Regions from separate parts of the Homo sapiens genome. Here region 2 is linked to region 1. Evidence: chromatin contacts called from ENCODE Hi-C or POLR2A ChIA-PET data. All regions are on one chromosome and are shown on one strand. The core of a region is the stretch at or near the end of the contact, and the rest is flanking DNA. Distances in the headings are between cores, read along the strand shown.

What was found. A loop is a pair of places that touch in the nucleus more often than their neighbours do. ChIA-PET counts read pairs that join two places held with the same protein, here RNA polymerase II (POLR2A). Pooled maps may share reads with other maps.
Region 2: a loop to region 1 is called in a map of CD4-positive, alpha-beta T cell, with 2.9 times the contacts of the local background. The contact joins the enhancer-like site here to the promoter of DET1 in region 1. A Hi-C loop is called at or near these places in 2 of 168 maps with a recorded cell type or tissue (CD4-positive, alpha-beta T cell and naive thymus-derived CD4-positive, alpha-beta T cell) and 10 of 50 pooled maps. POLR2A ChIA-PET finds 5 or more read pairs at or near these places in 1 of 52 experiments (activated T-cell).

Annotation. Positions count from the first base shown.
Region 1 is chr15:88,543,216-88,549,828 of GRCh38, forward strand. DET1 (DET1 partner of COP1 E3 ubiquitin ligase) reads right to left here and starts at 3,466. Exons shown (of 5, transcript NM_001144074.3): 1 at 3,325-3,466. LOC124903547 (a long non-coding RNA gene) reads left to right here and starts at 3,370. Exons shown (of 2, transcript XR_007064748.1): 1 at 3,370-3,626; 2 at 3,745-4,118. RefSeq lists a silencer at 3,270-3,629 and an enhancer at 4,196-5,070.
Region 2 is chr15:88,654,748-88,661,439 of GRCh38, forward strand. It overlaps ISG20 (interferon stimulated exonuclease gene 20), which reads left to right. Exons shown (of 4, transcript NM_002201.6): 4 at 668-1,736. The coding sequence ends at 784. Among named protein-coding and RNA genes, the nearest start is that of ISG20, 19 kb to the left of the region's middle. RefSeq lists an enhancer at 2,230-2,279. Within about 2 kb of position 4,649, at least 6 of the 41 ENCODE cell types and tissues checked have a DNase peak (open chromatin) inside an H3K27ac peak, as active enhancers do.

The sequences.
Region 1 (6,613 bases), core at 2,216-4,715:
AATGGCTTATTTATCTAAGAGGCTGGATCCTGTGGCCTCTGGATGGCCAAGTAGCAGCTAGAGCAAGCCTAGTCCAAGAAACTGATAAGTTAATTCTGGGCCAGGATTTAACCCTTACAGCTCCTCATGCTGTAGAGACTTTACTACAAAGTGCTTCAGGTAAATGGATGTCAGATGCTTGCATTTTACAATATCAGAGTTGTTGAATCAGCCTCGTTTGACTTTCTCTCCCACATGGTGTTTAAATCCAGCTACTATCCAAGACTGTAAGGAACTGTTAGAAACTACCGAAACTGGCCGACCTGATCTTCAAGATGTGGCCCTAGAGAAGGCGGACGCCGCTGTGTTCACAGATGGTAGCAGCTTTCTCAAGCAGCGAGTATGAAAGGCCGGTGCAGCTGTTACCACGGAGACAGATGTGTTGTGGGCTCAGGCTTTACCAGCAAACACCTCAGTGCAAAAAGCTAAATTGATCGCCCTCACTCAGGCTCTCCGATGGGGTAAGGATAAACGTATTAACATTTACACTGACAGCAGGTACGCCTTTGCTACTGTGCATGTACATGGAGCCATCTACCAGAAGCGTGGGCTACTCACCTCAGCAGGAAAGGCTATCAAAAACAGATCAAGCAGCTCTCCAGTGCACAACCTGCGCCCAGGTAAATGCCAAGCAAGGTTCTAAACCCAGCCTAGGCCACCGTCTCTGAGAAAACTCGCCAGAAGAAAAGTGGGAAATTGACTTTACAGAAGTAAAACCACACCGGGCTAGGTACAAATAGCTTCTAGTACTAGTAGACACCTTCTCCAGATAGACTGAAGCATTTGCTACCAAAAATGAAACTGCCAATACGGTAGTTAAGTTCCTACTCAATAAAATCATCCCTCAATATGGGCTGCCTGCTGCCGCAGGGTGATAATACACCTGCCTTCACCTCGTCCATAGCTCAGTGGGTCAGTTAGGCGTTAAACATTCAGTGGAAGCTCCATTGTGCCTATCGACCCCAGAGCTCTGGGCAGGTAGAACACATGAACCGCACCCTAAAAAGACACTCTTACAAAATTAATTTTAAAAACCGGTAAAAATTGGGTAAGTCTCCTTCCTTTAGCCCTACTTAGAGTAAGGTGCACCCTTTATCAGGCTAGGTTCTCACCTTTTAAAATCATGTATGGGAGGGCGCCGCCTATCTTGCTTAAGCTAAGAGATGCCCAACTGGCAGAAATATCACAAGCTAATTTATTACAGTACCTACAATCTCCCCAACAGGTACAAGATATCACCCTGCCACTTGTTCAAGGAAACCATCCCAATCCAATTCCTAACCAGACGGGGTCCTGCCATTCGTTCCAGCCAGGAGAACTAGTGTTTGTTAAAAAGTTTCAGAAACAAGGACTCACTCCTGCTTTGAAAAGACTTCACACCGTCATCCTCACGCCAATGGCTCTGAAGGTGGATGGCATTCCTGCTTAGATTCATCACTCCTGCATCAAAAAGGCCAACAGAGCCCTACTAAAAACAGGGGTCCCCAGGCCTCGGTCAGGCCCCTTCTAAAACTGTGCCTAAGTCAGGACGTGTATTTGCAAACACCACTTGGAGGGCCGGTACCTCTAAGGAAGTCTCCTTTGCAGTTGATTTTATGTATACTGTTCCCAAAGCCAGCCTGTACCCACGAAGAGCAACACAATCTGCTTGTCCCAAAAGCAGGAAGTGTCGACCTTGTAGCAGGATTTGGGTGCTCTGGGAGCCAAACTGGATGTGTGGAAGTGCCAAAGGTGCAGAAAAAGAACTCCAAAATGTTGACTTTTACCTCTGTCCTGGGAATCACCCTGACGCTAGCTGTCGAGATACTTATCAGTTTTTCTGCCCTGATTGGACATGTGTAAACTTAGCCACCTACTCTGGGGGATCAACCAGATCTTCATTCGGTAACTCGTGCTTCTCATCCTAAATTATGTACTAAAAAAAAAATTGTAATCCTCTTACAATAATATTACGGCATGTCATGGAAATTAACATTTTATATTCCAGGATTTGATGTTGGGACTATGTTCACCATCCAAAATAAATAAATAAATAATAGAAATAAAAATCCTGGTCTCATGGAGCCCACCCAAGCCAATCGGGCCTTTAACTGCTCTAGGTGACCCTATGTTCCAGAAACCCCCTGACAAAGTTGATTTAACTGTTCCTCCACCATTCTTAGTCATAAAAGATACCCTCCAAAAAGTTCGAGAATATCTAGATAGGCAACAACAGGAACGAGAAAATAACATCCCCTGGTATCAAAACATGTTCCACTGGAACCCCTGGCTAACTACTTTAATCACTGGGTTAGCTGGACCTCTCCTCATCATACTATTAAGTTTAATTTTTAGGCCTTGTATATTAAATTGGTTTCTTAATTTTGTAAAACAATGCATAGCTTCTGTCAAACTTATGTATCTTAAGACTCCCCTTGTTAAAACTGAGGAATCAATGATTTGATTCCCCAAAAACACAAGTGGGGAATGTAATGCCCAACCTGGTTTTTACTAACTCTGTTTTTAGACTCTCCCTTAGCTAAGAGAGCCAGACAGACTCCATCTTGGCTCTTTCACTGGCAGCCCCTTCCTCAAGGACTTAACTTGTGCAAGCTGACTCCCAGCACATCCAAGAATGCAATTAACTGATAAGATACTGTGGCAAGCTATATCCACAGTCCCCAAGAATTCATCTGATTGATAACACCCAAAGCCCCACGTCTATCACCTTGTAATAGTCATAAAGCCCCTGCACCTGGAACTGTTTACTTTCCTGTAACCATTTATCCTTTTAACTTTTTGACTACCTAACTTCTGTAAAATTGTTTTAACTAGACCCCCCCTCCCCTTCCTAAACCAAGGTATAAAAGTTAATCAAGCCCCTTCCTCAGGGCCGAGAGAATTTTGAGCGTTAGCGGTCTCTCGGTCACCGGCTAATAAAGGACTCTTAATTCGTCTCAAAGTGTGGCGTTTTCTCTAACACCCCTGGGTACAACACACTAACTCACTGTGTGGTACTAAGTCCTTTACCCTTGCTGGGTCTCAGTTTCCCTATGGGAGAAGGTGCACATGTCCCTCAATTCCTTGCGACGGCCTCTAAACCAGAAGGGGATGCCAAGGGGCGGGCACACATACCCAAAAGGGCGCCCCCGGAAAGAAAAGCCTGGGGCGGGGCCTCAAAGGGAAGAGAATGCTGAGGGAGGGCGGGGGCCGCGGGGCCTCTGGGCATCAGCGTCATGCAGGGAGGAGCCTGCCGGGGAGGGTCTGACGGGCTTGGAGGCTGGGCCAAAAATGGTAAGTCCTCACCTGTCTGGTCCGGGCTCAAAGAGCCAGGGCGAGGGATGCCCCAGCCTGTTCTGTGCGCGCCTCCCCCTGCCCCGCCCCCGCCATGCCCCAGGACTCCTGCACCCGCGGCTGCACGTTCCCGTTTCCGCCAGCCACCGGAACTGCGGCCCAGCAAAAAGGGAAGTAGGGGAGAGCACGGCACTGTTCAGCCAACACTAAGAGACAGGTACAGCGCACCCTTGTGCCCGGAGGAAGGATCGAAGCCGTAGAGGCTCCATGGCTCCGAAGGAAAAATTAAAATGGCACCTAACCTGGCAATCTCTGTGAGTCCCAATGGCAGTGTCTCTGCACCTGCTGGGCACATTTGAAAAAATATGAATAGAATTAATTTTTCACCTATTGATTAGATGCTGAGAAACTTCCTACTCTGTTATCTTCTAGATGGCGAGCACCTTGAAGACTGAGATTGTATTGATCATCTCTGACTAACAGGGAATTTGCCTTGCTAGTTTTAAGATGGAGTTGATTTTAAAATGATGTCACTCTGGCTCTCGTAGGCTCCTGCTTCCCTAACAAAAAGACCTTCAACATCATTAATTATCAGAGAAATGCAAATCAAAACAATGAGATACTACTTCATACCCCTTAGGATGGCTATAATATCTTTAAAAGGAAGATATCACATACTGGTGAGGAGGTGGAGAAATCAAAAGCCTCATACACTGCTGCTGGGATGGGTGCAGTCACTTTCATGGGCGTCCGTGTGAAGAGACCACCAAACAGGCTTTGTGTGAGCAATAAAGCTGTTTATTTCACCTGGGTGCAGGTGGGCTGAGTCCGAAAAGAGAGTCAGCGAAGGGAGATAAGGGTGGGGCTGTTTTATAGGATTTGGGTAGGTAAAGGAAAATTACAGTCAAAGGGGGCTTGTTCTCTCACGGGCAGGAGTGGGGGTCGCAAGGTGCTCAGTGGGGGTGCTTTTTGAGCCAGAATGAGCTAGGAAAAGGACTTTTACAAGGTAATGTCATCACTTAAGGCAAGGACCGGTCATTTACACTTCTTTTGTGGTGGAATGTCATCAGTTAAGGTGGGGCAGGGCATACTCACTTCTTTTGTGATTCTTCACTTATTTCAGGCCATCTGGGCTTATATGTGCAAGTCACAAGGGATGCGATGGCTTGGCTTGGGCTCAAAGGCCTGACATTCCTGCCTTCTTATATTAATAAGAAAAATAAAAATAGTGTTGAAGTGTTGGGGCGGCAAAAATTTTTGGGGGGTGGTATGGAGAGAGAATGAGCGATGTTTCTCAGGGCTGCCTCAAGCGGGATTAGGGGTGGCGTGGGAACCTAGAGTGGGAGAGATTAAGCTGAAGGGAGGTCTTGTGGTAAGGGGTGATATTGTGGGGATGTTAGAAGAAACATTTGTCATATAGAATGATTGGTGATGGCCTGGATATGGTTTTGGATGAATTGAGAAACCAAATGGAATAACAAAAGGAGAAAAACAGGTATAAAAGGTCTAAGAATTGGGATGACTCAGGATATCTGATTAGAGAGTGCCTAAGGAGATTCAGCATAGTCCTGCCAGCAAAGATTATTTATTTACTTCAAGAGTTAAGAGTGGCAGTTTGTGGATAGCACCTGGAGATATCAGCTGTGATGGCTTAGAAAAACAATGTAAACAAGAGCAGGGCAGTGTAAACAAGAGCAGGGCATGTATGAGTAGTTGAGAACGGTGAATAGGAGTATGACTAGACAGAAGATAGCAGGGATGACAAGTTTTTTTGGGGCACAGTCTAAGTTGGTCTGGTGTCTGGAATAAGACTGGGGCCTAATAAAAAGGAGCATCTATACAGGAGCTTAAATGGGCTGTACCCTGTAGCATTCTGAGGACAGGCCTGAATTCTGAGAAGGGAAAGTGGTAAAAGTATTGTCCAGTCCTTTTTAAGTTGGTGGCTGAGCTTGGAGAGGTGTGTTTTTAAAAGACCTTTAGTCCATTCTACTTTTCTTGAAGACGGAGGACTGTAAGGGATATAAAGGTTTCACTGAATACTAAGAGCCTGAAAAACTGCTTGGCTGATTTGACTAATAAAGGCTCGTCTGTTATCAGACTGTATTGAGGTGGGAAGGCTAAACTGAGGAATTATGTCTGACAGAAGGGAAGAAATGACTGCGGTGGCCTTCTCGGACCCTGTAGGAAATGCCTCTACCTATCCAGTGAAAGTGTCTACCTGAACTAAGAGGTATTTTAGTTATCTGACTCAGGGCATGTTGAGTAAAGCTAAGTTGCCAGTCCTGGGTGGGGCAAATCCTCGAGCTTGATGTGTAGGGAAGGGAGGGGGCCTGAATAATCACTGAGGAGTAGTAGAAAAGCAGATGGAACACTGAGAAATTATTTCCTTGAGGATAGATTTCCACGATGGAAATGAAATGAGAGGTTCTAAGAGGTGGGCTAGTGGCTTGTACTATAGCATAACCTGCCTTTGCTGGTGTGTGGCGATTAGGCCTGGTGGAACCACCTTCAATAAATCAAGCGTGATCAGGGTGAGGAACAGGAAAGAAGGAAATTTGGGGAAATGGGGTGAATGTCAGGTGGATCAGAGAGATACAGTCATGGGGGTCAGGTGTGGTATCAGGAATAATGTGGGAGGCCGGATTGAAGTCTGGGCCAGGAACAATGGTAATTGTGGGAGACTCAACAAAGAGTGAGTACAGCTGAAGGAGCCAGGAAGCAGAAAGCATATGCGTCAGGTATGAGGAAGAAAATAGATTTTGGAAGTTACGAGAACTGTAGAGAGTGAGTTGAGCATAGTTTTTGATTTTGAGGGCTTCTAAAAGTATTAGGGCAGCAGCAGTGGCTGCATGGAGACATCATGGCCAGCCTAAAACAGTAAGGTCAAGTTGTTTGGACAAAAAGGCTACAGGATGCGATCCTGGTCCTTATGTAAGAATTCCAACTGCACAGCCCTGCACTTCAGCTGTGTGGAATGAAAAGGGTTGGGATGAGTCAGGGAGAGCTAGAGTGGGGCAGTTTCTAAAGCTGTCTTCAAGGAACGGAAAGAGGAGTGGGGAAAGGATTTAGGATCTATGGGGTCAGCTAGGTTTCCTTTTGTGAGCTTATATAATGGTTTTGTTAGGATGGCAAAACCAGGTATCCAAAGGTGAAAGTATCCAACCATGCCCAGGAAGGAAAGGAGTTGTTGTTTTGTAGAAGGGGTTGGGGTTTGAGAGATCAGTCGGACATGATTGGCAGGGAGAGCACGTGTGTTTTTATGAGAATTATGCCAAGATAGGTAACAGATGAGGAAGAAATT
Region 2 (6,692 bases), core at 3,399-5,898, 110 kb after region 1:
CTAGTGCACGGAAGACATGGTAAATGGTCATCGCTTCTCCCTTGAATGGACCGAGGGCCCCCGACTCCCATAGCACTACCCCATAAAGTCTAGGCTCCCGACTTCGGCATTCAAGGCCTTCAGTGATAAATCCAGGCCCACCATCCGTCCCCACACCACCTTTCACACACCCCCTGCCCCCACCCTCGCAGGCCTCTTATTTTAGCTGCACATGCTCTCCCTGCCTCCGAAATGCTTGCGGCCTTTCCTTTCCATTTATTGACGCCCTTGTGTTCTCTCTGAGCAGCCCTTCCCTGTGTCCCTAGCTGGAGTTCCTCACTCCCTCCTCAGTGTCCTGAAGCTTCTTGTTAGAGCTGCTGCAGCCACTGCGTGTGTCTGACAGCAAGTCTGCAGCCTCTGCCTCCCTTGCGGGACTGCAGGTGACTTGAAGGCACAGCCTGGTTCCCAGGAGGCTGGCTTTCGTGCCACTGGCCCCAGGGCTGAAGGCAGGCCAGCTCCAGCCACCTGCTGAGTCTCCTAAGTCCAGAGTGTCAGAGACCTCAAGAGACTCTCACCCACTGACCCACCTGGGGACTCTGGAAATCGGGATGTGACCAGGGAAGACCCTGTCACGGGGCCTCTGAATTCAGCCTCATCCCAAGTCCCCACTCTATACTTGTGTCTGCAGAACAGCCTGCTTGGACACAGCTCGGTGGAAGATGCGAGGGCAACGATGGAGCTCTATCAAATCTCCCAGAGAATCCGAGCCCGCCGAGGGCTGCCCCGCCTGGCTGTGTCAGACTGAAGCCCCATCCAGCCCGTTCCGCAGGGACTAGAGGCTTTCGGCTTTTTGGGACAGCAACTACCTTGCTTTTGGAAAATACATTTTTAATAGTAAAGTGGCTCTATATTTTCTCTACGCCATCACTGGGTCCTCTTCTTATTCTTCTCTCCAAGCTGGGTTAACAGTAGACAGGACCCATTTCTGTGTGATGTTAGGAGGGAATGAAGTCTTATGCTGGGGAGGTGGGCAAGTATCAATTTCCTTAATATCTTGAATCCTGTGGGTCCAAAATGTGGCTTGGAAATCTAAGTAGCATGTGGCTTAATTACTAATCCCACCCTTTGCTGTTGCATCCCAGCCCTATTCCTGGTGCATTTATGCCCAGAGAGGTGGCATTATTTCCTGGGGTGGCATTCAGCTCCTCTTGAGTTGGTGCCACAGCATTTGTGGGCTTTGAAGCAAAGGTACAGGAAATGTCAAGGGTGCCACCCCGGCAACCTTGAGCAAGTCACCCCTCCTATTTGTAAAATGAGGAAGGAAAGGTAACAAACTGTGGAGTCAGAGAGAAGTAGGTTGGAATCCTCTTTGTCATTTAGTAGCTGTTTGACCTAAGGTGGTTTACTGAACTTCTCAGTTTCTCCATCTGTAAAATGAGAATTCTAGCAACTCGTAGGGTATTTGTGAGATGTTGCAGGCAAAGCCCCCAGCACCATGCCTGTCCTAGCTTAAGCACCCACCAGGTGTCGATAAGTAATTGTTCTTCCCTGGACTGCCTGCACATCTAGGGCACCCCAGGAAGAGTCACCGCACTCTGTTTCGGGGCTCGGCTCTCTGAGGGGAGGGCATCCTGTATGGGGAGGAGGGTCTGGACCAGAGCTGTCCCTGATCGCTAGAATCAACGGCAGAATTCTTGTTATTTTAATAATAATTAATAATTTAGTGCTTCCACTAAATAAAAATCATTGGAATGGTGTCCAAGCAATTTTTTTTTTTGAGATGGAGTCTCACTCTGTCACCCAGGCTAGAGTGCAGTGACTGGATCTCAGCTCACTGCAATCTCCACCTCCTGGGTCCAAGCGATTCTCCTGCCTCAGCTTCTCAAGTAGCTAGGATTACAGTCATGTGCCATCACACCTGGCTAATTTTTGCATTTTCAGTAAAGATGAGGTTTCGCCATGTTGGCCAGGCTGGTCTCAAACTCCTGACCTCAAGTGATCCACCCCACCTCGGCCTCCCAAAGTGCTGGGATTACAGGCGTGAGCCACCACCGCACCTGGCCAAGCTGTTCCTTTTTTTAACCTCCACAGGTGATTCTGGTCCTAGGGTTTTTGAGTCACCTGCAGTGCTTTCTCAACCATCCCAGCACCTGAACACGGTGCTGTCACACTACAGTGAGCAACTGCATCACCTGGCAGGTGCTGGGTCCACCCCCAGAGTTTCAGATGCAGTGGGTTGCGGTGGAGCTCGAGAATGTGCAAGTTCCCCATTCTAACAAGTTCCCCGCTGCTGCTGGCCCGGGGGCCATGCTATGAGAGAAGCACTGCCTAAGCATCAGGTGTTAGGATGTGCAGCCACAGTTGAGAGCTGGCCCCAGGGCTGGGCGCCACCAAGGTGCACTCAGTCACAGGTCCAGCCTCTCCCCATGCCGCCTCCCTTGGCTGCCTGTTCATGCAGAGAGGTCCACAGCCCGGCAAGATGGGTCCCAAATGGCCCACTGCACAGATGAGGGACTCGACCAAGGTTAAGAACCCAAGAGATTTCAATCCAGACCTGCCTGATCCCCAAACTCAAGTGTTTTTTTCCCCTCAGCTGTCCTAGGATGGCAATGCCTCCCATCTGAGCCACTGACCTCTGGGAAGCTGGAGGGCCCCCTCCCGTGTCTGGAAGAGGTGGGAGATGCAATCTACTCTCACAGGGTTCTCTCCCACCCTGTCCACAGGGTTTCAAGGTGATGACCCAGCCCCCTGCAGTTTTATGATTTCTTACGTGCCTTCAAGGCTGCTGGGTGCGTCGGCCTTGTCTGGCTATGACTGGCCACCAGGTGGTGGCCGTGGGCCGTCTGTCCTCCTGAAAGCTTCGAGGGCAGAACCTGCATAATGAACATTTTGGGATGAGGTGTGAGGGACAGTGTCTTCAAAAATGCCTAGGGGGCTGCTCCAGGGATGCTCTAGGCAGTCTTCACTCAGCCACAGATGCTAAGGCTCAGAGAGGGGTTGGAGCATGATGCAGCCTGGCCTGGGAGGTGAGCCCAGGCTTTCTGACTCCCAGCCCAAGGTTCTGTCCATGGCTTCAGGCTTCCTTGAGAGGAGAGACAAACCAGGTTTCCTGAAGTCAGAGCAGTTCAAAGGGAATTTCCAGCCCGACTTGCTTAGATGCCCTGAGGGGAGAGAAAACCGGGGAGGTGCCCACCACCCCCACTCCCAGGCAGGCAGGACCCCGGAGAGCAGCAGGTGCGGCAGTCATGTAAAACACAGGCAACGAGAGCTCTAGAAAGAGCACCAGCTTTAGAGTCAGCTGACCTGGGCTGAGGCTCTGGCTTGAGTCATGGCGGGCAAGTGTCTTACTTCTGTGACACTCAGTATCCGCAGCCACCATATGGGCTTTCCTGCCACGCAGGGCTGAAAAGAAGATTGAGAGTCTGTATGCAGGGTGCCCAGCACTGGGCGGGGGGCCGGGGCAGGAGGGGCAGGGGCTGATAAACAGCATCCATCACTACTGATCTAAAAATCAAGAGCTGCCTTGGGGCTGCCCCTCTAGACTCCTCAACACAATTGGAGTCGATGCCAGCAAATGCGGGGTTTATTCTGATGAGGTTTGAGGATGGGAGAAGGAAAGGCGATGTTTATTGAGGTGGTAATGTCTAGCCCACGGGGAGCCCTATCTGGGGTCCCAGTCAGGGCAGGCAGCTCAGGCTATCTGGTGTCCCCTGAGCCGATGGGAGGGCCTGCGTCTTAGCAGGTACTACTTCCTCCTCCTGCAGCTGCCCCAGCTGAGCCTACAGGGTACACCTAGAGAGAGAGAAAGGTGGGTGTATTCCAGGCATCTATTCCAAGGGTCACAGATGAAAATGTCTCAAGGGCCTGTCCTGAAAAATAAATGACTGAAACAGACCAGCTGTGCTGTGGGGAACAGGGAGTGTACGTCTTGCTGGAGCAGGCAGTTACCACTCAGCCCCAGCTTGCTGCGGCCATGCACAAGTGCTGGCCATTGTGCACATTGTCAGGGCTGTGTCTGGCCCACAGGCCACCAGTCTGAAACCTAAACTCCAGTCCACCTCCCAGCTGATACCTGACTCTTTCTGACTGGGAGTCATCTACCCTTGGCCTGGATGTGTCCAAGGACAGAAAATCAACTTCTCAAAAGCACTTCTCAGAGGGTGGGGGCCCTGGATTTAGGCATAGCAAGGTTTGTCCCCCTCAAGCTCACGCCCACAAGAAATTCAATCCCACTTTAATGAGGTGACCTGTGACACATCTTCAAATGGTTTTCATGTCACCATCCTCTCCCGTGAGTCTTTGACTTTCCAGGTTAAATGTACTCATTTTCTCAATGTTTTCCTTTTATGTGAAACCCCTCCCGATTTCTCCTCTACCCCCCGCCAGCTGCCCCCCTACCCATTCCTACAACCTGGCTTCCTTGTCCCTTCTCTCCCCACACTCCCCAAGCCCCGCTCTCAGTGGGTCCTTAACAAACGGGGAAAAGGTGGAGAGAGAAGCAGGACCCAGGTGAGCTGAGGGAAAGAGCAGCATCCACCATCCAGCTGAGGCTGGTGGAAAGACCTGCGACACTGGCAGGATGAACTAAGGTGTCAGGGACAAGAGTCACTGCCTGCCACCTAACCGTGCAGGCATCAAAGAGACTTTTTGGGTAGCTGGAAATAACAGTCTAAAACACGGCCCCACCTTTCTGAGCACACCTGAGTCACCTCTGACTCAGACCCAGACTCCTGGGCTGACCCAGTGAGGGGATTGGAAAGGCTGCCCCGCCCCTCTCAGTCCCCTTTTCCGTCCCCTCTTCCAGCCCATCTCAGCCAGAATAGAGAAAAGTGCGGCTTCTATTCAGGGGTGTACTCACGTTCCTCCTACCCTGAACCACTGAATGTCTCCAGGCACATCCCAGCCCCTGCTTCCCCACTGTCCCCCAGCCCCATCCGAAGGCCCATTGTTGTCTCCAAGGGTGTCAGCCAGCCCTGTCCCAGTTCCAGGAGTGGTAACCAGCACAGCCCAGCTTCCTGTCCAGTGTTCTGCGGGCTGGGCCAGGCTCTGCAGCCAAGAGGCTTACTCACTGGTGGAACAATTTCTCCTCTATATGGAAAGAACATATGCTTTTCCTGCTGGGGGATGAGAGACTTTCGAGTAGCTTTGCCGAGACGTGGAGGAAAAGGCAAACGCTGGCCTAGCCCCAGCACCCAGATTTCCAGCAATGTTTGTCTTGTGGCAGAAGCTGCAGGCCTCTGTTCCCAGGCACATGGGGAGGCCCAGGGAACACTGCTTGGAACCCTTGGTTTTAGGGCACTGACCGGGTCCCCTCTTTCAGGGATGGATGTCCTGCCCTCCTCATTCTCCTATTCCATTCTCCCAATTTTAGGGCTAGAACAGAGCAGAAAGACCTGAACTTAGTTCTGCCAGAGCCCCTCTCCAGCCTTGAGGTCCCTCCAGAATGGAAATGTCAGTGCCCACCTCAGAGGGTGCTTGTAGGTTTATAGGGACACACAACAAGTACTTAAAAGACAATAACCACTGTGTTGTTATTAATGTTGTTCTCCTCCCAATGCATGTTTACTCAGCATCTCCTGTGTGCTGGGGGCTGTACTCGGCCCTGGGAATGAAGGTAGAGGAAGAGCTGGCTATTGCCCCCAAGCTGCTACCTGCCCCCGCTCCACCCCCTTAAACATGTTCATGTGCATACACCTGCAGGGCATAAGGCACAAATAATACAACACTTATGTTTAAAAAAAAAAACTAGTTTTTGAAATAACTTGGGATGGCCAGGTGCAGTGGCTCATACCTGTAATCCCAGAGCTTTGCGAGACCAAGGTGGGAGGATCACTTAAGGCCAGGAGTTTGAGACCAACCTGGGCAACATAGACCCTGTCTCTACAAAAAAAATACAAAAATGAGCCAGACATGGTGGTGCATGCCTGTGGTTCTAGATACTTGGGAGGCTGAGAATGGAGGATCACTTGAGCCCGGAGTTCAGTGCTGCAGTGAGCTATGATTGCATTACTGCACTCCAGTGGCATAGGCTAAATAGCAGAGAGAATACAGCTAAATGAGAAATTACTGAGCTAAATGACTTGGTTGAGAACCTCATCCAAAAGACATCAGGAAGGGATAAAGAAATGAGAATGAAAGACAAGTCAGGAGATAGAAAAGAAGAAATGTTCTGATCTATAGTAGCCAGCTTCAAAGACAGCCCTCAGTGATCTCTATCTCCTGATATTCACTTCCTTGTGTAGAAGTCAACCCACCTCCTCACAACATTGACTAGGTCAGACCTGTGTAACTGGTAGAATATTAAGGAACTAACAGATTGTAGTTTCCAAGTCCAGACCATAAATGTCAATGTGGCTTTCTTCTTACTCTCTCTGAAATCCCTTGCTCAGGGGTATGCCAACTGCCATGTTGGGGGGATACCCAATCAATCCTACAAAGAGGTCCACATTTGCAGGAACTGAGGGCCACTGCCAACATCAACTTGCCAGTCATGTGAGTGAGCCATCCTGGAATCAGATTCTCTAACACCAGCCAAGTCTTCAGATGATTGCAGCCTTGACCAACATCTTGACTCCAACTTTGAGAGACTCTGAGCCAGAATCACCCAGCTAAGTCACCCCAGATTCCTGACCTCAAGAAATTGCACAAGATAATAAAGGCTTAATACTGTTTTAAGCCATTAAGTTTTAGGGTAGTTTTTAATGCAACAATAG